Linked DNA regions of Mus musculus: regions 2 and 3 are each linked to region 1. A link is a loop called in an ENCODE intact Hi-C map of the cell type or tissue named here. Cell type or tissue: gastrocnemius. All regions are shown on one strand.

Region 1 (8,000 bases):
CGGACTTGTCTGAGGGGTGGAGGACATAGTAGGTTGTCTAGACAGCTAGAGCAGAAGTGGAAGAGGTTTGCAGTCCAGCTTTTCTCCCACTGCTGTTCTTTGGGGATCTAGGCTGTTTATGAGGTGTGTTCTGATGTCTTCAACCTGCATGGGCAGCAGCTGGCACGCTGGAAGTTCCCTGTCTAAAGTACCCTAGCTCCCTCGGCACAGTCTGATTCTAGAGCTAGAACCGTGTGGGCTCTTCTGGTGCCAAAGCTCTAGACTGCCCTAGGCCCTCAATGTGATTCAACTGTGGTTCAGCTGTTAGAATGCTTTCCTTGCAAGTGTCCAGCACCATATAAACTGGGCAGCGTGGTAGGTACCTGCAGCACCAGCACTCAGGACACGGAGGCTGGGGATCAGAAGTTCAGAGTCATTCTTAGCTACGCATCGAGTTAAAGGCCAGGAAAGAAAACACAAACAGGGCTGCAGAGATGGCTCAGTGGTTAAGAGCACTGACTGCTCTTGCAGAGGTCCTGAGTTCAAATCCCAGCAACCACATGGTGGCTCACAACCATCCGTAATGAGATCTGACGCCCTCTTCAGGGGCATCTGAAGACACAGCTACAGTGTACTTAGATATAATAATAAAATAAAACCTAAAAAAAAAAAAAAAAAAGAAAACACAAACAACAAAAATCCCCAACATACAGGTCAGACATATGGAGAGGAATGAATTGTACCCATTTAATTACTGTTCAGGTTTCCATGAGCAGCTATGCCCCAGCCCAACCCTGCTCAAGTGTGTGTCCCTTCTTAAAATTTTCAGTATGATCTCCAGGGACATTGTACATTTTTACCCAAAACAAGACCTTCGAATCTGCCTACCTTCAAAAACATAGTCATAGCATGTAACTACCTTAGCCTACCAGAATGACCCATAGCCATCGTTCTTTGCGTGAACTGAACCCCCATGAAAAGTGTACCAGCATTTCAGACCCTCCATGTGCTGAGTTACATAGAAGTGACTCAAAGCTCACTCACTGTACCCAGGACAGTAACACACCCTTTCAGAACACACAGTGTAACCCCACTGGTCACTGTGGCTAGTGTGACTCAGGAGATTTTTGCTTTTGAGACAGGGTCTTAGTGTAAAGCCCTGACTGCCCTGCACCTTGATATGTAGACCAGCCAGGCCTTGAACTCCCAGAGATCTGCTGCCTGGTGCCTCCCCACTGCTAAGATTAAAGGAATGTGACTAAGCCACGTGAGTGAGTGCTGGTGCTGCAGGTATGTACACCCCTCTTGCCTGCCTTCTGCGTCTTCCTCTACCTTTTCCCATCTTTCCCTCCCTGCCTTTTTTGTTTTTTTTGTTTCTTGTTTTTTTTTGAGACAGTCTCTTACAGCCTTGGATAGCTTCCAACTCATGAGTCAAAGATCAGCTTGAACCCTGACCCTTCTTTCTCCCCGGGTACTGAAATAATTGATGGACCACCAGTTTTGGTTTTATAGAGTACGAGATGTCAAGCCTGAGGTATTATGTGTGCTAGGCAAGCATTCTACCAACTGAGTTATATCCCCATCCCTATTTTGAAGTTTCCAGCTATGTCTCCGGGTTCTCTGATCTATTCTGAAATGCACAATATACCATTAATCCTATCTAGCACCCTTTTTTTCCCATCACACATAATAACATGTATCATAAAAGAACAAATTGATAAACTTTATAGAAATTTTAAGCTAGGTTCTGGGTTCAAATATATAATCTCTCAGCAGTTGGAAGGTGGAGGCAGGGCTATCCGACGTTCAAGGCCAGTCTTGGCTACATGAGCCTGCAGGTTGGTGACATGGCTCACTGGGTAAAGGCACCTGTCAAGCTTGACTTGAGTTTGAGTCCTGGGACTTACAAGGTGGAGCGAGGGCACCAACTCCTTGAGGTTGTGGCCAGACCTCTCCATGTACGTGCTCCATGAGCACACACACAAAGGAATGTAAATATCAGTATTTAAAGATTCTGCCTATTGCCAAACACGTGGTATTCACATGAGATATTCACATGATCTCATCACTTAGCAGGCTGAAGCAAGAGGATTGCTTGCCATAGGCCCTGTCTATGTTAGGGACTGAACTCAGGTCCTTGTCATGTTTGGCAAGAGCTCCTACCACTGAAGCTATGCCTCCATCCCCTCAGCAGTTTTTTCTCCCTCCCTTCCTCTCTCCCTCCCTCTGTCTCTGTCTGTCTGTCTCTCCTTTTTTGTTTTAGAGACAAGGTCTCACTATAAAGTCATGGTTATGCTGAAACTTGCTATATAGACTAGACTGGTCTTGGACTGAGAGAGATCCGCCTGCCTCTGCCTCCAGAATTCTGGGACTAAAGGTGTGTGCCACCATGCCTCTCCTCTTTGACTTTTTCTTAATCCAAATGGGAAGCATTTGCACACACACAGGCTGGGCATGGTGGCACAGGCCAGCACTCAGGAGGTTGATGATTACAGACCTGAAGGGGGCTTGAGCTTAGCAAGTGAGGCATTGCCCCCAAAACACAAAAGTCAAAACAGAATGAAAAGAAAAAAATCCCATTTCTGCTTCACTTCCAGGTATTAGTTCAATGAAAACTTCGAAAGTGTTTGTATGCACAGTTTACACGGAGATGCTCATGGCTGAAGTGTGAGGTATCTGTAATAGCCCCAGACTAGAAACAGCACAAATTACCATCTGCAGGTTGTTGATCAAAATGTGGTATGGCCAAACAGTGGAAAGCAACCAGCAATAGACAGCAGGAAAGCTGGCAATAGGGAACCTGGGCATGGTAGTGCACACCTTTAATCACAGCACTTGGGGACCAGAGGCAGGTGGATCACTGAGTTTTGAGGTCTACAGAGCAAGTTCCAGGACTGCCAGGGCTACTCAGAGAAACCTTGTCTCAACAACAACAACAAAAGGCCAGACAAAGGAGCAGGGCACTAGAACCCTGGTCACGTGAAGGGGGTCAGGATGTCAGGGTCATTCCCAGGCATAAATTGTCTTTGAGGCTAGCCTGAACTACCTGAGACTGTAATTCTAAAATATGCAGACCATAGTAACAGGCAGCAACGTTAGTGTTGACTGGAGAGTGGTGGGTTGCCTGGGGATATGACTGAGGGCTGGGAGTAGAGGAGGCGGGAAAGATTACAAAGTGGTATAAGAAATGTTTGAGTTTGATAAATGTGTTTTGTTAATTTTGCAGGTGTTTTCATGTATAGAGAAACATACTGAGTTTTATGACTTAAGTACTATACTTGTGATTTGTTAGGTTAGTTGTCTTATTCAAGCTATTAAAAACTTGTCCTAGCCAGGCATGGTGGCACTTTAATCCCAGCATTTGGGAGTTTGAGGCCAACCTGGTCTGCATAGTGATTTCCAGGCCAGCCAATGCTACATAGAGAGACTGTGTCAAAAAAGCAAAAGCAAAAGTGGTAGGGCTGGAGAGGTGGCTTAGTGGTTAAGAGCACTGATTTCTCTTCCAAAGGGCCTGAGTTCAATTTCCAGCAATGGCATGGTGGCTCATAACCATTTATAGGATTTGGTGCCCTCTTCTGGCATGCAGGGGTACATGCAGATGTACACAAAATAAAATCTGAAGAAAGAAAAGACTTCATTTTAGTTTAAAAGGTTTTTTTGTTTTGTTTTGTTTTGTTTTTTTAAATGTCATGATCTGGGAGGTGGTAGTATACACTTTTAATCCCAGGGCTTGGTAGATAGGCAGACACAGGCAGATGAGGCCAGCTTGGTCTACAGAGTGAGTTCTAGTACAGCTAGGGCTACACAAAAAATAAAAAATTGCTCTAGGTGTTGGAGAGTTGGCTCATCATTTAAGAGCACTAATTGCTCTTCCAGAAGATCTGGGTTAGATTCCCAGCACCCACATGGTTAGCTGGCAACCATCTAGATTCTAGCTGTAGGGGATCTGATGCCCTCTTCAGGCCTCAGAGTGTCCCAGGCATACATATATAGACATGCATGCAGGCCGAACACCTATATACATAAAAAATAAAAGAGTTTTTCAGCTTAGGTTTCTCACCTTCTGCCTTGAAACAGGCATCAGTGAGAGAGAGAGTCTAACTCTGTAGTCTTGGTAGTGTGACCACTCAGTGTGCACAAGGCTGTGATATCACTTAGCCCCTCCCCTCCCTTATGATCTGGGAGCACTCGGTTGAGGGCTTGTACACAGACAGTAAGTTTTGCTTTACTTTGTTTTGGAGATAGGGATTCGTGTAGTCTAGGCTGGCCTTAAGCTCTGCATAGCTGAAATCGACCCTAAACTGATTCTCTTGCCCTCACGACCTAAGTACTGAGGTTATAAATATCATCTTACCCACACTGGGACAGCAGGCCTATGCATACTGGAAAGGGGATGGGAGGCAGCTCAGTGGAAGAAAGCCTTGGGTTTCATGTGTGTGGTGTATATGTGTATCATATATGCATATGTGTGTATGTATATATGTATGTATGAACCCTTTTAGGGTTCAGAGTCTATAAGCAGGGCATATAGTTCCAAAAAGAATGTTCAGAGACATAAGGGCAAGTTGAATGTGTTGTGGCACTTGGAGCAGGCACAGGATAGTGGACTAAAGAAGTAGGAGGGGAAGCCTTTCTGAAGGAAGGGACATCAGTTGTGGCTCAATTAGTGACGAAAGTGACTGAGATATAGCTGGACAAGCAGGACAGGTGAAGTAATGTCTGCAGAAGAAATAACGGATGGGAGCAGCACATATATTAGAAGGAAAGGCATGAGATGAGCAGCGTCTAGCTTCTCTGCCATTACGTTCTAAGACGGAGGAGAGATTGGCGTCAAGACATAATGCCTTGAATATCAGGCTGATGTGTTATGAGAGCATTGGAAAACCACAGAGGTTTTCATATTCACTGTGTAAATAGATCTGCTCTTACTTGTGACTGCAAATGAAAAGGGATCTTCATCATAATCTTTATGGTGAAGAGAATCTTTACGGTATGAAAGCGTTGTGTAAAACATCTTCTATTTTAGAACAGTAACCAGATCTCTTAGCTACCGGCCAGCACTCCTCCCAGCCTCAAACGTTTCTCCCGACTGTCCCCCCCTCAGTCCCCAACAGTCTGCTTACACAGTCCCCTCTACAGTTTTGTCAATACCAGCAGCTCCAAACCCTCACAACTGTGGCAGCCTCTGCTCATCTCAGCTTCTCCTGGCTGAACTGCCTCCTAACAATATCTTCTGCACCAATTGCCTTTTCTTCTCACCTTGCTAGCCCAGTTCCTCTTTTCTCTGCCTCAGCTGGCTTTTTATATATAACTTATCCCCTTCCCAGAAATCCAAGAGGCAACCAACACAGAAGGCCATAGGGCCAAGCGGTTCTAATGGCTAAGAATTACCAAATGGCCAGTTGACTAGCAACTGGGGATCCTTTAAAGGCCCAAGCGCACTGGATAAATCACACTACAGCAATCACAGCACCCCTAATCCTCTTCTCAAATGATCGCCCAGTTTTCACTTGCACCTCCTGTTTGTTAAATGCTCCTTGCGCTTTGGCCCCACATACATATTTTTTGTTAGTTTTTTGGAGACAACCCCTACCAGCTAGGTGGAGTAGTGTAGGCCTTTAATCCCAACACTTGGGAGGCATGATGCAGGCAGATCTCGGAATTTGAGGCCAGCCTGGTCTACATAGGGATTTCCAAGACAGAGCTACTTAGTAAGAGCCTGTCTCAAAAACACCAAAGACAAAACAAAAAGCCAACTAAGCAAACCCAGGATAAGAGAACATAAAACAAAGGTACTCACTGTCACTCCTGGCCACAGAATTTTATAATAGTAAGTATGATAAAAGTGGGGGAAATGTCCTCACTGGTTCCTCAAAAACACACACGTGCTGCTTAATACTGTTCCCTTGAACATATCAGAGGACCTAAGGATTCTGGCACCTCGTTTGTAACAGGTCCCCAGACTTTAGCACAACTGATGCTATGTTAGAGACACCATTCTGCACTTAAAACCCAGCACATGGGCTGGAGAGATGGCTTAGCGGTTAAGAGCACTGACTGCTCTTCCAGAGGTCCTGGGTTCAAATCCCACCAACCACATGGTGGCTCACAACCATCTGTAATGGGGTCTGATGCCCTCTTCTGGTGTGTCTGAAGAGAGCATTGGTATACTCATATACATGAAATAAATAAATAGCACTGACTGTTCTTCCAGAGCTCCTGAGTTCAATTCCCAACAACCATATTTCACAACCATCTTTAATGGGATCTGATGCCCTCTTCTGGTGTGTGTGAAGAGAGCAACAGTGTACTCACATAAAATAAATAAATCTTTAAAGAAACAAAACCACCCAGCACATAGGCCTCAACAGCTAGTGTTCTCACACAAAATAAATCTTCAAAACAAACCAAACAAAGAAAAAGCCCAGCACATAGGCCTCAACACCTGACTAAATAGAAACATAGTCCATAAGTCCCCAAGTAAAAACTTCCTCAATGTTCTAATCTTGCTTTTTGACTTCCACAGTTCTGCTTCTCGCTAACTGAAGCATGCCAATCAAGATGGTCTTTGTACATAAAGTCAAAGAGCTGCAAGGCTCAAGGTTACATGATTTGGGCAAGTTCTCTGTGCAGCTAGCAGGCAAAAATAAAGACTTTCCTTTTGGCTTTCAGAGTGTCCACGTGATGGTCTCTGTGGGCTTACTCGCAACAGGTTCTCAATACTCTCCTCCTCATTAACACAAGGAACAATGATGGCAGACTTCAATAGCAATGAGGAGGTTCATAGTGGGAAATTTAGTTTCAAAATAGGACTGGAGAGATGGCTCAGTAGTTAAGAGCACGGACTGCTTTCCCAAAGGTCCTGAGTTTAATTCCCAGCAACCAAATGGTGACTCACGATCATCTGTAATGGAATCCCATGCCGTCTTCTGGTGTGACTGAAGACAGCCATAGTGTACTCATATATATAAATAAACTTTAAAAGAAAAAAAGGTTGCATGGAGGCTAGAAGATTCTAGGCCTAGGCAAACAGGTAGAGGTAGTCTTTGAGACAATTACTATAAGCGAATAAAATATACTTTTATAAAGGAGGGAGAAGGGATGAAAAAGAAAAGAGGAAGATACAGGAATAATAGGAATAAAGGGTAGATTACTGAATCTACGGCTTTTTTTTTGAGACAGGGTTTCTCTGTGTAGCCCTGGCTGTCCTGGAACTCACTCTGTAGACCAGGCTGTCCTCGAACTCAGAAATTTGCCTGTCTCTGCCTCCCAAGTGCTGGGATTAAAGGCGTGCGCCACCACCGCCCGGCAAAACACAGCTTTTGTTATACTTACTACACATTATCTACCTTCTTGTCCCTGACAATCTCATACTGCTCCAACTTTAAAGGAGTTCTCAGAATCTCCAAACAACTTATCTAATCCCCTTCACTTCTTGACCATTCCATTCGAGCTAGAGGGGACAGGTCACCAGGCAGGTAGGCCGGCTGTAAGTCGACCTGATTACCGAGTTCTAGGATTAAAGAAAAGTGTGAGGCACCACGCCCAGCAGCAACTCTATTTCTCTCTCCCCCTCTCACTTGAGATCGAGCTCTCAATAGGCAACCTAAACTGGCTTCCAACAGAGAAGCGATTTTTCCTGCCAGTTTTCCGATTGGCCGAACTTGAAGAGCCCGCTACCTCACCCATATTTTTCATATCGTTTACATGTTAAGCTGCAACGGGCTCACAGAGGAAGTGACGTGCTTCTAGAAGTCCAGTGACTCTGAGGAAGGTACTCGTGATAGAGATAGGGCACAAACCAAGTGCTGGAGCCCAGTGCATCTATGAAATTGGCAGAGTGACCACCTGGAGGAAACCGGAATGAAAAACGTCCCAACCACACCAAGAGAAGCCGCGGAAAGGACTTGAGACTCCCCGGACCCGCCCCAACGCCCGTCCCACTGAAGTTTTCAGTATTGCGCAAGCGCCGCGCCTAGCGCGTCATCCGAGGCGACGGTACATTAGGACGCAGGCGCGGC
Region 2 (8,000 bases), 330 kb before region 1:
GCTCTTGAGCTCAGCGTATGATAACGCCACCATTGAGAGAAACCCGCCCAAGAACTGCTCATGAGGTAGGTTCCTGTGGCAGATTGCCACCTCTGCAGCCTCGTCTCAGGCTGGTTGGCGAGCCTGGTGGTTTCTTCAGAACTGAACTACGGCTGCTGGTTCCTGCCTGGCGTCGGCCTGCCTAGAGGACTGGTCTGCAGCTGCTGAGTCATATTTGGTGTTTGCTACGGGACTAAACTGCTGCCAAAGAGGATCAAACCCACCCCCAAAGAACTATTGCTGAATAGGTCCACTTCCCCCCATCCTAATAACTTTTCTCTTCTACTACCTCTACTGAGTGGTGGATTATAGAAGAGGTTGAACCCTTATTAAAAGTAGGTTGCAAAAAATGTATGCCTATGGTTCAAACCAGTGTCCTAAGAGCTTCCCCAGCCCCTAACTACCCTTCCTTTTGGCCATTCTCTCCTGAGGCCAGTATTTGCAATGCAAAGCAACCTCCAGGCCTATGGGAGCAGGTCACAGCAGGAACTCCCAAATCAGAACCCCCAACCTGTGAGGCTCCAGGGTGAAGGGACCTGCAGGTTTCCCCTGGGAACTGTGTCGGGGTGTTGCCTGGCAGCAGACAACAGGATTTGTTTCCCAGTTCACCAGTGAACACTTGGCTGGGTGTTCCCATGGCCTCTCCAGGCACCCAGTGTAATGAGTGGGATTTCTGGGGCCACATGAGCTCCAGACTCTGTCCACCAAGGCGGGGGCAGGGTTTCCACCAGCTTCCATGGAGACCCGACCAGACCAGTCATAGTGAAGCAGAAAGGCAGGTTTCCAGAGCTTCCTCCCTGGTGGGTAGGGTTTGGAGGTGACCCTCAGAACCTGTGAGGTGAGGCAGACCCCAGCATGGGGCGGTTGGGGCCGCAGACAGGAAACTGGCTGGGCCACTGGAGGCAGATCCTTTCCATGTCCTAAAGTTTCTGTGGTTCCCCAGTTTTCCACAGACACTGGATACTCCCAAACACAAACCGTTTTCCAAATGAAGATACAATTAAAAATGGGTTTATACAGATTCAATTTCTGAGAAGATGAGGCCGTCCATGAAGCCCCTTCCCCAAAGCCCAGCTGGGTGGGTGGGGACCCACATGCCCGGCTTCACTCAGATCTCTTGGGACCAGCTGGTGGATGGTGTCTTACTTGTTTATATTGCTGTAATAAAACACTGACCAAAAGGGAGGAGAGGGTTTATTTCTCTTACACTTCCATATAACAGTTAATCATTGAAAGCGCTCAGGGCGGGAACCCAAACAGAGAAGGAACCTGGAGGCAGGAGTGATGGGCCATGGTGGAGGGCTGCCGTACTGGCTTGCTTAGACTGCTTATAGAACTACCTGTCCAGGGGTGGTGCCACCCACACCGGGCTAGGCCCAGTCATATAGAGGCATTTCTCAATTGACTCTCAGGTGTCTACAGCTGTGTCAAGCTGACGTAAAACAAGCCATCGCAGAAGGACAGGGTAGATACTGCCAGGTGTGGGGAAGGGTAAGGAGTGGCCAGTGGCTCACAAAGGGTTAAGTGAGGGCTTCTCCTACCTCCCTAGGAGGCTCTACCAAGTCCAGCGGATCTCTGTTATCTGGTTTTCTCAGAGCCTATAGGGGAGAGGAAACATTGTTCACCTTTCCAGATGTGAGGCTGACCCGGGTGGGGTCTGGCAGGAACCCACCTGCTACAGGAAGGGCCCAGAGCATTTGCTTGGCATACACAGCGGAGAGAGGGAGGCACCCTACCGCAGATGTTTCCTTTTTCTGTCAGGGATTGTGGGACTTAGAGAAACCAACTGAAGTGACAATATCAACCGAACTCATTCAGTCAGCCGTCAGACGTTGCTTGATATCCCATAAGTGCCAAAAGTTGTGCAGCCATAAGCCAGGGTTTTTCTCTTGTGCAGCCTGATGCCAGTTGAGACAGGCCGCTGCTTTCGGTGTTTCCCAGACCTATAGAGGTGACAGTTCTGTGGAGCTGGAGATGTGGCTCAGTGGCACCCATGTAACAAGCTGTCCGTCCGGCACGGACCTGCAAGCCAACTCTGAATGGAAGGTAGAGGCAGGAGGATCACTGAGCCTAACTTAAGTAGATTCAGGGAGAAACCCTGCCTCAATCCCACTTAAGTACACGGGGCTTGGTTCCCTGCCTAGTGTGACCATAAACCATGACCAAAAGCAACTGAGGGAGGGAGGAGTTTATTTGGTTTAGATATCATCCAGAGTTGCAGCCCTTTGAGGTGAGCCAAGGCAGGAACGTAGGAGAGGAACTGAAACAGAAGCAGTGTGGGTGCTAGTCCGCCCTCCGCGCCTGCTCAGTTTGCTTTCCGATACACCTCAAGGCCACCTACTCGGGAAGGGCACCTATGACAACCACCGATCAAGAAAATGCTCTACAGACTTGCTGACAAGCCGGTTGAATGGAGGTGTTTTCTCAGTTGAGGTTCCTTCTCAGAATGGCTCTAGCTACCTCAAACCGACCGAAAACTAATCAGCACACCACACAGACAAAGACACTCACACATAAACAGATGCCAGGGCCGGCAGGATTGGGTTATGTAGCTTTTTAAAATTTTTTAATCTTTTCTATGTATATGAATACACTATCATTGTCTTCAGACACATCAGAAGAGGGCATGGGATCCCACTATTACAGATGGTTGTGAGTCGCCATGTGGTTGCTAGGAATTGAACTCACGACCTCTGGAAGAGCAGTCAGTGCTCTTAACCTCTGAGCCATCTCTCCAGCCCTGGGCTATGCAGCTTTTAATCCCAGGCCGAGGCCAGCCAGGGGTATACAGAGAAACTCTGGGGGGAAAGGGGCAGAGGGGAGATACATTGCACCCCCCCCAAAAAACCAACCCCTAAATAAACAAGTAAATGGTGACTCTGTTGCATGTGGAAGACCAGGTTCTGGAAGAGGCTGGTTTTGGAAGCTAACAACATATTACAGGGGAAGGACGTGATGGGCTCACAAAGAGGCCTATGACCCTGAGAAGCAGGGAATTCTGGGAAAGCTAAAACGGCGGAGGCCGTGGAAAGGAGGATACGGAGTAGGTGAAAAGATTGGGGGACACACCAGAAGTCCTAGGTGTCCTTAGCCACTTTTGCCTCAACCTTGCGTTTCGCCTACACGGCTGGTGAGTAGAGATGAAATTCCAGTCCACCTGGTCCTTCCTGTCCTCCACAGGCAAGCGCAATACCGAGCATTCCCAGAAGGGGGCACAGGAGGGACGCAGCTGAGGGAGGGCTTGGCTCTTTGTTCCTTACTTCGATCCTGGTTCTGTCTTAGAAGGTGGGGGTGCTGTGCCCTACTCCCTCATGATCTGAGCTCTGGCTGGCTACCCCCCAGCGCCATGGGTCTGCATCTCCACACAATCCTGCTTCTCACCTCCCAGGCCCATAAGATGTTGCCTATGTCTTCAGTTCCGTCTATCCAGCCATCTGCTCTTCCAGTGGTAATTCCTCCCACCCTCCGCTACACAGTTAATTGTGCTAATCATCCCGGGTTTTTCGGGTGTTTTTTGTTTTTTGGGTTTTTTTTAATCTGTGGACTGCTAAAACAGACCTCTTGCCGCAAGCCTGTAATTCCCACCTGTTTAAGAGACTGAGAAAGGAATTATTGACGGTTCAAGGCAGCCCGGACAACTTAATAAGATTCTGACTCATAGTAAAAACTAAAAACGTGGGATTGGAAATGTGGCTCTGTAGAACATGATGAGGTCCTAAGTTCAACTTTCAATAATACCCACAGAAACAAAGTAATTTTGTTCTTTTGACTTAAATGGTATTTTGTCTTTTATTTGCTACGTCACCTGGAAATTTGCTCTATTGAAACTCTCCCAGAAATTATTGCAAAGAATTATGACCTTATGCTTAATATCTGAACCAAAAATAAAGACTGTTCTCCTGAGTATGTAGCTCTGTCCGTAGAGTACCTAGAATGTAGAAAGCCAGGCTTCAATCCCCAGCACTGCAGAAACGAGGCTTGGCTGTGCACACCTGAAATCCCAGCTCTCAGGATGCAGTGTGATGCACCTAAGAGGTCAAGTACTGAGTGTATCTCACCTAGAAAAGGACTAGCAATACCTGCTGAAAAAAAAATAGGTCAGAGCTGGATGTGATGGCACACACCTTTACACCATGGCATTTGGGAGACAGAGAGAGGCAAGCTGATCTTTGTGACTTGCAGGTCAGCCTGGTTTACAAAGTGAGTTCTAGGACAGCTAAGGCTGGTACACAGAGAAACTGTCTGGGAAACATGGGGGTGGGGGGAGACCAGGCCAATGCAATATTGAAAAACATTGTTCAAAAATTGAGAAACCCAGATAAAATGTGTCCTTAATAATATGGAAGTTGTTCTATACTAATAAACATACCATGTCTATGCGAAGTCTTAACTTAGGGGTTTCCAGTCAAAGGGTGAGCAAGAACCCTATGTATCTTGCAGCTCTCCAAATTAAATTAAATTATGTCATCCTTGAATATTATCTATTTGTTATTTATTGTGTGTGTAGAGGGGTGTGTACACCTGTAACAGTGCACACGAGGTCAGAGGACGACCCGTAGGAATCCATTCTTACCATGTGGGTGGGACCTAGGGATGGTGATGAGGTTGATGGTAAGCGTCTTTACCCTCTGAGTAGTCAGTCCACCGGTCCAGAAAATAAAAACCTGTGGACACTAGACCTTATAACACTGAGTGTACACATGTCCCTGAATGTGCAGACATAATCTTCCTCTGTGTGTGTGTGTGTCTGTGTATGTGTGTGCGAGTGTGTGTGTGTGTCTGTGTATGTGTGTGCGAGTGTGTGTGTGCCAGTGTATGTGTGTGTCTGTGTCTGTGTATGTGTGTGCGAGTGTGTGTGCGAGTGTGTGTATGTGTGTATGTGTATGTGTGTGTGAGTGTGTGTGTGTGTCTGTGTATGTATGTGTGTGTGTGTGTGTGTGTGTGTGTGTGTGTGTTGTATCTGGACATTTTGAATGTGGGTAATGCTGGGTCAGCAAAGACAGAAAAGCTAAGAAAACCTGTGGGTTGTTGGGTCAAGAGGCTAGAAAGAAGGGGAGCTAGATAGAAGTATAGTAGAGCTGTAAAATAACAGACCGACATCTCGGCTGCTTCCACACACTTACCAGCCGAACTGTGCAGAGGGCCCAGGCCATGCTCTAGGGCTATATCCTGCACCGGGCACAGTTGTGGCTACCTTTGCACCAGGCATCGCCACCCAAGCCTCACATGCCTGCGAGGCTCTATACTTGTTTATTGGTCACGTGCTCCCAGCGTACAGGCCTAAGGCCTGAGAGGCACTGGACCCGTTCCAGGATCACATGACTGCAACAGCAGGGCAAAGGCTCAAGGTCCCTGCAGGTATTCCAGGCTACAGCAAAACAACACACACATACTCACTTCTTTCTCTGTACCTTGGCTGAGCACAGAGTGGGGCTCCTGTCTCGGGCCTGCTTGAGTCCAGGACCCAAGCCTGAGTTACAGGTTCGGGGCATTGTCAGAGCATATGGGCACAAAGGCAGCTGGGCTACTGTGCTGCACCAGTCTGGAGGCCGCTGCAAACAGACTGGGCCCCACTGCACCTTCCTAAGGACTGAGGTTACTTAAGACCCAGTGGAGGATGAGGGGGCTCTGCCAGAACCATGTCGCCATGGCAATGACGGCAACAGCTCCAGGACTACAAGCACTATTTTAGCCCCATGAAAATAGAGTCACTTTAACTCAAACAATCACAGGAGATGGTAAAGGGTTTCCCAGCCCCCAGCCTGAGCCACCTACTGGCTTTATGCCATCTGAGCTCTGTGGTCTTGGGGGGCCTATGGTCAACTACACTGAGCTCAGGTCCAGAATATGTGTGAATCATTCCTGGGTGAGGCTGGCAGGCTGTAGAACACAGAGAGCCAAAACATTGTCCAGTAGGTCCTTTGGGCTGGTAAGGCTAGAGGATGGGAGAAGCCCCACTCCCCAGCTGCCTACTAGGGACTTGTTTTTAGAGAAAGCAAAAGCCTTGAAAGCACCCATGACGTCTCTTTCTGATCATTCCTCCTCAGGGTCTAAACCCAAGGAAAGACCCGCAAGTACACACAACTCTTGTAGCGCACGTCATCAGACAGTTACTGTCATGGTTGGTTGGGAGGTAGTTGTAGCCAGCAGTGAAGAGTAGCCCAAAGCTACCACAGACTTCACTTGACCAGTGGCCCATGGCCTTTGAAATGAAAGGCTGCACATTTGGACACATAGATCGACCCCCACACATGACCCTGGCACTCACACAGGCCATGCGAAGCTATCCTGCCAGGACATAAGGAGGCATGCCCCTGCTGCACGGCATTGGCTCCAGCAATCTAGCAGATGGAGGAGTTGCTGCTCTGCAGGGAGGCTCCAGACTCAAGCCTTGCAGCTTGGCTGTGTCCAGGTGTCTTTCTCTCTGGAAGCATCTGAGCTTTCCTGCTGAGAGCAGCTCATCCAATTCTCACAAGGGTCAGGAGCCTCCTAAGAGCAGGACCCTGCAGGAGCCCTTGACCTTTCTCCCCTGACAGCGTGGCTTTGTGGACAGTGTGGACACTTCCCAGTAATGTACCTTTGAACCCTAGGGCATGGCAGCTGTGGGGCCATCCTAGGCATATGAGCTCAGGGTCACCCCCTCTCCCCAGCCAAGCTGGCTGCACAGAACTTGTGTCATTGGGATGCTGAAGGTAAGGGTCTCAGAACAAAGGGTTAATAGACTTCTTGGAAATGAGGAGGGTAAACAGCCACAACACTCATCTGACAGAGGCAGAAGGAGCTGGGGTGTGGAGCCAGATGGACTGGGGTCCTATCCAGGCCTTGAGTTCCTCACATGTGGTATGGGGCTGTCCCATCTCATCCAGGGTAGTAGGTAGCCCTGCCAGGTGCCAGCTCCATGCCAGAAGCCCATCTTTCTGCATGTCTTCCCAAAGGCTATTAACACTTAAAAAGGAGACTTGAGCCAATTAATAAAAATGAACGGTATCCACTGAATGGATTAAGAGATAGAGAATATTCTAGATGTCCTGGCAGAAGAAACAATATTGTCTGGTTTTATGGGAAGTGCTAACTTCCTGTTGTCACAAAATACCTGAAAAAAAAATGACTTGATTTCTCACGCAGGATCTTGTTGTGTAGCCCAGGTTAGCCTGAACCTCACCACGGAGCTGTTGTGAGCCCACTATGTCAGACACATAGATGGACAGATAGATGCATTGGTATCTTTCCTCAATGTCTGAATTTATTGGATAGATAGTTAATACATTCACAAGTTATGTTGATTTTGTTGGCTATAATTTGTCAAGTAGGGGCTGGTGAGATGGCTCAGTGGGTAAGAGCACCCGACTGCTCTTCCGAAGGTCCGAAGTTCAAATCCCAGCAACCACATAGTGGCTCACAACCATCCGTAACGAGATCTGACTCCCTCTTCTGGAGTGTCTGAAGACAGCTACAGTGTATTTACATATAATAAATAAATAAATCTAAAAAAATTAAATGAATAAAATAAAATTCATAAAAAAAAATTAAAAAAAAAAATTTGTCAAGTAGTCCTGATTTCCCTTGATAGCTGGCTGTTAGCAAACCGATTATTTTTTCTTTTCTTTTCTTATTTTTTAAGATTTATTTTATTTATTATGACATAGTAGTTGTCTTCAGACACACCAGGAGAGGGCATCAGATCCCATTACAGATGGTTGTGAGCCACCATGTGGTTGCTGGGAATTGAACTCAGGACCTCTGGAAGAGCAGTCAGTGCTCTTAACCGACTGAGCCATCTCTCCAACCCCAGCAAACAGATTTTTTTTTTCGAGACAGGGTTTCTCTGTGTAGCCCTAGCTGACCTGGAGTTCACTTTGTAGACCAGGCTGGCCTTGAAATCTGCCTGCCTCTGCCTCCCGAGTGCTGGGATTAAAGGCGTGCGCCACCACACCCGGCTAGCAAACAGATTCTTTATCCAA
Region 3 (8,000 bases), 76 kb before region 1:
ACATATACACACACACATATATCTTAAAAATAAGTACATTTGCTAGGGGAGGTGGTGCAAGCCTTTAATCCCAGCACTTGGGAATCAGAGGCATGTGGATCTCTGAGTTTGAGGGCAGTCTGGACTACAGAACAAGTTCCAGGACAGCCAGGGCAACACAGAGAAAAGCCTGTCTTGAAAAACCAGATAAATAGATAAATAAAATTTAAAAACGTCCATGATTTGGGGTATACCTTAGTGGCACATCACTGGCATGTATTGTGAAGCTCTTGGGTTGATCACCAGCAGCAGATGTGGGACAGAAAGATAAAGGGGAGACAACAAAAATAACCCCAAAACTTCTAATACTAAAAGACAAGGAAACGTTTTTGTTTTTTGGGTTTTTTTGTTTTTTTTTTGTTTGGTTGGTTTTTTTTTTTTTTTTTTGGTTTTTCAAGACAGGGTTTCTCTGTATAGTCCTGGCTGTCCTGGAACTCACTTTGTAGACCAGGCTGGCCTCGAACTCAGAAATCCGCCTGTCTCTGCCTCCCAAGTGCTGGGATTAAAGGCGTGCGCCACCACTGCCCGGCCGGAAAGTATTTTTTTAATTCATTGTTTTGCCTGCATGTGTGTCTTTATGAGGGTGTTGGATCCCCTGAAATTGGAGTTACAGATAATTATGAGCTGCCATGTTGCTCCTGGGAATTGAATTCGGGTCGTCTTGAAGATCAGCCATCTTACCAGCTCCTGTTTTGTTTGTTTTTAAACCCGATCATGATGGCACATACATATAATCTTAGTAATTTGGAAGCATAAGAGTGCATAGTGGTTCAAGGCCAGCTTGGGCTACATATTGAGACCAAGTTTCAAAAAAATGTTTATGATCACAATTTCTCAAATATTAGGATTATCATCTGTCTTCAGATGGTGGTTCACACTTTTAATCCCAGCACTTAGGAGGCAGAGGCAGGTGATTCTCTGTGAGTTTGAGGCTAGACTGGTCTACAAAGCCAAATCCAGGACCCCCAGGGCTCTGTTACACAGAAAAACCTTGTCTCAAGAAAAGTAAAAATGATGAGTCAGAGGAGATTAAAGAGAATTAAAGCTGTTCAAGGGATTCGGCCAAGTAAACTTTACTTTGTGCCTTAAAAACAGCACAAAACAAGTGGCTTTGTGATCCTGCTCTCAGATGATCACTTTGCTCAGTGATAATAACAGATGCTCAGCACAGCCTCCTGTCACATCTGTCCAAGTGATGTCTTCTTTTTTTTTTTGTTGTTTTTTTTTGTTTTTTTTTTTTGTTTTTGGAGACAGGGTTTCTCTGTGTAGCCATGGCTGTCCTGGAACTCACTTTGTAGACCAGGCTGGCCTCGAACTCAGAAATCCACCTGCCTCTGTCTCCCGAGTGCTAGGATTAAAGGCGTGCGCCACCACCGCCCAGCAAGTGATGTCTTCTTAACATTGGAAAGGGGTAAAGAAAGATGTTAGTACAGATGGGAAACAATGCCGGCTCCTCCTGAGATTGCATTTACCTATGTAACCCATAGTGTCCTTGAACTCTAGATTCTTCTAAGTCATCGTTCTCAGGACTGAGATTACAAGTACGTGTCACCACTTCTGACTCCTGCCTTTGAACATCAATCTTTTGTTTTTTCTTAACACGTAAATATTGATCTCCCTGTGAGGCGGCCTCTTCATCTCTTCATTCTCCCACCCTTCGTTTATTATGCTAGGCATAGTACTCAGGGCTTCAGGAATGCTAGGCTGCTATTCTTTCTCTGAGACATGGCCTCCAGCCTGTTTTTCTTAGTTTATCAATGCCTTTGCTCTCCCCATGAATTAGAACAGGACATGCTGATTGTGGACAAATAGTATCCACCACAATTAGAGTGTAGTAGGTTTTAACTTCAGTGTCTCTGAAGTACGTTTTCCTGGGTACTCTGATCCTGACTTTGCCAGCTGCTGGACCCTTCCTAATATGTCCAAGTTTAGTTTGAATTAAATCAAGTTGGCTAGTTGTGTGTTTGTGGGGTTTTTGTTTGTTTTTACTTTTCATTTCTGGGACTCAAGCTGCATACTAAATTCATTTGTAATGTCTGGACTTAATAATAATGTAATTGTGAGTATGTTCGTTCAATGTTCGTTCAATGTTGGCACTTTGGAAAAGGCCACAGTTTAGGGTGGACAATTGTCTGCATCAAAGCCAAGTCATATTTGCTTTATACCAAACAATACTAGAGAATTAAAACACATCATAAAATGTACACTGTTTTGTATTTCACCTCTTTCAGTATTTAAATAATTATATTAATGCCTCCTAGAAAAGAATTCTGTTAGATAATTCAGTGATTCCTGAAATAAATTGGTATTGTGTAATTAATCCTGCAGTAGCCTCCTCATTCTTTTTATCCAAGCTGCCAATGGTTCTTGTATGAATATGAAAACATGTAACTATTTTGTTCGTTTGGTTTCCTTTTTTTTGATACAAGGTTTTTCTGTGTAACCCTGTGGACCAGGCCACCTTTAAACGGTACCTCTGTCTACAAAGTGATAAGATCGAAGATGTGAGCCACCACCACCTGGCTTGTATAACTCTGTTATGTATGCTACTGAAATCAGACTTAGTTTCCAAGTCACTGATAACTCTGGAGGCAAAGTAAGAGCTGGGATCACAAAGTGTTTCACTCCAATATCCCTCATTTTTTTCATACACTAGTTGTTATATTCTTTCACATCTTACCATTTCACAGTCATAACTAACAGTGGTTTCCTTTTCATTTTGTTTGTTTCTGACCCTAACTCAAGAAATTTAATCATATTGCTATTTTTTGTTTCACGATACAGAGCTGCTTTTGTAGCCTTGGCTGTCCTAGAACTAGCTCTGTAGACCAGGCTGGCCTCAAACTCACAAGAGGTCCGCCTGCTTCTGTCTCCCTAGTGCTGGCATTAAAGGTGTGCTCCACTGATGCATGGCATTGCTTTTTGTTTGTTTGTTTTTTTCCCCAATACCCACAGGATAACCTGACAAAAACAAGCAGCTGGAATTTTCCTTTCTGCTCTCTCTTCCATAAGCCCTGATAGGTTAATAGGTTTTTAGTGGAATCGTAAAAACCTTTAAGACCTTCAGGTGGTTTAAGTACACGTTTGAGAAGTGTCTAGACACTTCAGCATTTAGAATGAAAAGAAAACAAAAAGAATACAGAGATACAGGCCAGAAATAGAGGCTAGGTCTACGTACTAAACTCTATTTCAAAGCAAAACAATAACATAAAGACTCAACCACTATCGTAGGCCAAGCAGAAGAGGTTGTTTTAAGGAGGTTGGCTGAGGAAACTGGATTCGTTTCAATGTTTTCTTGTGCAGGGGACTTCCTCATCATAGGATGTTAACTAGCCTACCTGTGAATTCAGCTTCCTGGGTCCTGGGTAGGTCAGAAAGACAACTTGTTTTTCCATTGGATGGCACGACGCCACTTTGGAGGCGTCTATACGTCAGAGCAATTAGTCTGATGGGTAGAAACAAATGTCTGGCTGCGGAAGGTTGAGTGGCACAAGCAGCTTGTCACGAGTGCAAATGCTGCTCGGCCTGCAGACTACGCTACCGAGTGCCTGGAGGTAGCCCTGCCTGGCAGAGCGAAGGTGCAGCGGGAGGCACGGTTTCCGGTTTCCGCAGACGGCCGAGCGCATCGTCTCGAAACGTCATCTCTCGGAGACACCCCAGGACGTTACCAGACGCTACTTCGCTTTTATCCGCCCAGCCTCGCGTCGTTGGCAGGAGCCAACTCACGATGTAAGGACACTTCCGGTGCGCGCAAGGTACTGTGGGGCGGCCAAAAAAAGTCGAGCGCACACGCGGTTCGTCGTCGTCGTCGTACGTCATCATCACGCTTCCGCGGAGGAAGTGACGACAATCCTGGCGCGCGCCGGGCGCTGTTCCTTCCCAGACTCCAGGACCGGCTGCGGCGGCTGTAGCGGCGCAGGGGTGAGTAGCGGCGCGGGGGTTCGGAGCAGGGTTTACGGCGCCCCTGAAGAATCGCGGCTGGCGACACGCTGCTGCCGCGGAGCAGTCTCGCTCCACACGGAGCTGAGGGCGGTGGAGGCGGCAGGCCTGGCGGCCCCCGGAGCCGGCCCTTGCCTCAGGTTTGCGTGACTGAACCCTCAGAAGTGGGACCCCGCCCCGGAGTCCCGCGCTTGACAGTGCACCTTGATCTTACCTGTCACCCAGGCCTCCCCGCGTCCTGGAGCTTTCTCATACAACCTTTTGACACCTAAGGCAGAGTGTGTTGAGTGCGAGGCACTGAAATGACCTGGATGGTCTTTCATCCTAGAACAGTACCGTTACGTGGATGATGATGGTTGCGTTTTACGGAAAACACTGAGGTAAACTAAGTTACCCAAAACCTTACAGGAATGACAGAAACGACAGTGTATTCAGGCAGAATCCTTCCGACCTACCGGGACTTACTCTGAAACACTAACGATTAGACTTAAGTGTTCGGAAAAGACAGACCGACAGACCGACCGTAGCTTTCTGTGTCCCGAGGTTGCTTGAATTGTTTTTCTTTTTGCAGTGTTTTAACTCAAATGGGTGATGAAAAGGACTCTTGGAAAGTGAAAACGTTAGATGAAATTCTCCAGGAAAAGAAACGAAGGAAAGAACAAGAGGAGAAAGCAGAGATAAAACGCTTAAAAAATGTAAGCTATGTTTTTTAAGTAAGTGGTTTTCTTAAAGAAGATTTAATTTCTTTGCCCTCATTTTTCCATTAGAACAACGCTTCTTCGGTGAAGTTCTTTTGTACTTCCAAATGTCACAGGTGAGCCCAAAATCTATTCTAAAATTAACAAAAACATTCATATACTCAGTTGACGTTGAAGATAGATTAATAACACACTGAAGCTGTATCGAAATGAGAATATCTCGTTACAAAATAAAATATTCTGAACCTAGAATCATTACTGCCACCAGACTAATTTTTCTCATTTCATTATTAGTATATTCATAATACCATTTACCAAGCATTTTTAATAAAGTGGGAACTTTCCTTGCAATTAAAATGAGTGCTTTGTAATTACCTTGCTTTGGATGATGATATATTTAGAGTCCTTAGGTGACTGGATAAGAAACATTGATATAAGTGCTTCTTATTGTCAATATATGTATGATGTATTTCGTGTGTAAAAATCCAACTAAAGTCTTAGTTTTGGCTCAGAAAAACTAACGTTCATATAGTCTTATGACCCTTATCATGTACAATGTTTTAAATTTTCTGTTCTCAGGTTTCAGGTTACCAAAAAAAAAAAAAGTGATTTTAATTACATGAGTTTTGAACAAAATTAATATTTGAAGTTTCTATTCAAAAAATGTATATTTAGAGTTGGTTAGCAAACTTCAATTATCCTTAAAGATATTTAACCTGTACAACCTTTAATCCTAACACTCAAGAACTCAGGAGGCTGAGGCAGGCAGATCTATTGAGTTCAAAGCCAGCCAGTGCAATGTATATTTTATGTATATGTATAATTATATATATGTGCATTTGTATGTATGTGTGCATATATGTGTATATATGCATATATATATACACACATATACTTCCTATATATGTGTGTGTCTGTGCATATATATAGTGAGCTACGTATGGTGATGTACAGTGATGTACAGTGATGTAACCTCAGCATTTTGAAGACGGAGGCAGGTTTCTAGCTCAAAAACCGTCTTGAGCTACATAACAAGTTATTTTTCAAAGATAGACAAAGAAGAAAGGTGATTGATAAGGAAAATGACTCAATGCTTCATTTTCCTTTGCTTCTTAGTCTGATGACCGCGATTCCAAAAGGGATTCCCTTGAGGAGGGGGAGCTGAGAGATCACCGAATGGAGATCACAATCAGGAACTCACCATATAGAAGAGAGGATTCTATGGAAGACAGGTGAGAGAACTTAAGCTGTTGTCATATTTAGCCTGTAGCTCATGGGCCACATGGGCCCTAGGTTAGCTATGAATGCATCCCAATACAGAATTGTGAACTACTTAAAACATGCGTTTTGTTTTTGCAGTTTTATTGGTTGGTGGGTGGAGTTAGTGTTGGGGTGGGGGTGTACGTGGGTGTTACTTTATCCACAGGAATCAAAAGGTCCCCAAAGCTGGAGTAAAAGGTTGTTGTGAGATGCCCAGTATGGGTCCTGGGAACTGACCTTGGGTCTTTTTCAAGAACAACAAGTGTTCCTAACTATTTAGCCTTTTCTCTGGTCCCCTAGCCTGCCTTTTGTCGGTATTACTAGGGAAAGGTTTGAAGGCTTAGTGTTTAAGAGCACTTGTTGTTTTTATACCCTGTATTGCAAGTCTACAGGTTTGATTCCAGCAGCCAATGGTCATGGTGACTTACAACCATCTGTAAGTCCAATTCCAGAAAATCTGATTCGCCCTTTGACCTCCATGGGCACATGTAATATATATGCAGGAAAACATTCATACACATAAATGAATTTATTAAAAAGATAAATTTTTGTATGTTTGGGTTTTTTTTGTTTATTTGAGACAGTGTCTCTATATAGTCCTACCTGTCCTGGAGCTCACTATATAAATCCTTTATCTCAGAAACCCACTTGCCTCTGCCTCAAAAGTGCTGGGATTTAAAGGTGTGTGCCACCATGGCTGGCTATTTAAAGTTTGTATTTTGTCCTGACGTTTGTCTCACATGTGAGATGGCTTTTGTGTGGAGTCAGCTATTATGAAGTCCAAATAAGCATGTATTCCTTTCTTTGTAATATCTTCAATCAAACCAGCACCATTTAGTTAGTATATTTAAATCGCTATCCTGTATTGCAAGTCTACAGTTTTCAGAGTAACCCAAGGTTGAGTTTGGAGGGGCCACTGTCAGCAGCATCGATGTCTGATGGTCCTTTCACGGTGGTGAGGTCATTTGTTCTCTCCTCCCATCCTGTAAGACAACTGAGGGAAGTCCTTTTTTTTTTTTTAAAGGTTTATTTACTTATTATATGTAAGTACACTGTAGCTGTCTTCAGACACACCAGAAGAGGGAGTCAGATCTCGTTAGGGATGGTTGTAAGCCACCATGTGGTTGCTGGGATTTGAACTCAGGACCTTCGGAAGAGCAGTCGGGTGCTCTTACCTGCTGAGCCATCTCACCAACTCCGAGGGAAATCCTTCTAAGAAACTCAGAGTGTAAAGTCTTCCAGGGTCTTGTGTTAAAGAATTAGTTGAAGGTTCTGCTAAGTGACTTTTTTTTTTTTAAAGATTTATTTATTTATTATATGTAAGTACACTGTAGCTGTCTTCAGACACTCCAGAAGAGGGTGTCAGATCTTGTTGCGGATGGTTGTGAGCCACCATGTGGTTGCTGGGATTTGAACTCAGGGCCTTCGGAAGAGCAGTCGGGTGCTCTTACCCACTGAGCCATCTCACCAGCCCTAAGTGACCTTTTTTATTTGTTAAAGTTAATAAAATTACTGGACTTTAGCAGCCTTATCGAGGTATAAATAACTAAATGAATTGTATATGATGTGTGCTTTGACATATTTTACCTTGGCCATGAAACCATCACCACAATCAAGGAAATGGATAAATGAGCACGCCCCTCTCTGTAGAAAGGCGGCACATTCGTACTACAGGCCACACTGATTTCTCACAGTTCTTTGTGTTGGGAATGATGCTCTTGTCTGAGTAGATGCTGGCACTCTGCTCTTGCTCTCACGGTGCTGCTCATCTCTTTCAGAGGAGAGGAGGATGATTCTCTGGCCATCAAACCACCCCAGCAAATGTCTCGGAAAGAAAAGGCTCATCACAGAAAAGACGAGAAAAGAAAAGAGAAACGTCGACATCGTAGCCATTCAGCAGAGGGAGGTATGGAAGGCTTGGCCTTTTCTGTGGTTGTCACAGCTGTTTGCATCCTCTCCCATGTTCTGCTTTCTTCAGTTGGGTCTAAAAGCGAGCATGAGTGGAATTTTAGCCAAAAGCATAAACTCATAGTCGACTTTTTGGAATAACTGTTTGCTTTTCTT

Evidence for each region. Hi-C counts contacts between places; a loop is a spot of excess contacts. Peaks named below come from ENCODE experiments on the same cell type or tissue, not always from the same donor. Only the 100,000 strongest peaks of a DNase experiment are listed, where the experiment ranks them.
Region 2: a loop joins it to region 1, with 2.8 times the contacts of the local background. A loop is called at or near these places in 2 of 42 quality-filtered maps.
Region 3: a loop joins it to region 1, with 2.4 times the contacts of the local background. A loop is called at or near these places in 8 of 42 quality-filtered maps.

What each region holds. Positions count from the first base shown.
Region 1 is chr4:155,697,088-155,705,087 of GRCm38, forward strand. It overlaps Ssu72 (Ssu72 RNA polymerase II CTD phosphatase homolog (yeast)), which reads left to right and starts at 7,728. Exons shown (of 5, transcript NM_026899.3): 1 at 7,728-8,000. In gastrocnemius, a CTCF peak has its summit at 3,556 (motif pointing left); no DNase peak of the experiment used is centred here; H3K4me3 peaks cover 905 bases; H3K27ac peaks cover 2,077 bases.
Region 2 is chr4:155,365,634-155,373,633 of GRCm38, forward strand. No RefSeq gene overlaps it. Among named protein-coding and RNA genes, the nearest start is that of Prkcz, 8.2 kb to the left of the region's middle. In gastrocnemius, a CTCF peak has its summit at 3,234 (motif pointing right); DNase peaks (open chromatin) are centred at 3,247, 5,389, 5,782, 6,383 and 1 more place.
Region 3 is chr4:155,620,982-155,628,981 of GRCm38, forward strand. Slc35e2 (solute carrier family 35, member E2) reads left to right here. Exons shown (of 9, transcript NM_177186.4): 9 at 1-2,359. Cdk11b (cyclin-dependent kinase 11B) reads left to right here and starts at 3,873. Exons shown (of 20, transcript NM_007661.4): 1 at 3,873-3,960; 2 at 4,550-4,673; 3 at 5,793-5,908; 4 at 7,715-7,842. The coding sequence starts at 4,563. Gm16023 (predicted gene 16023) reads right to left here and starts at 3,774. Exons shown (of 3, transcript NR_040441.1): 1 at 3,378-3,774. In gastrocnemius, no CTCF peak of the experiment used is centred here; a DNase peak (open chromatin) is centred at 3,777; H3K4me3 peaks cover 2,149 bases; H3K27ac peaks cover 1,924 bases.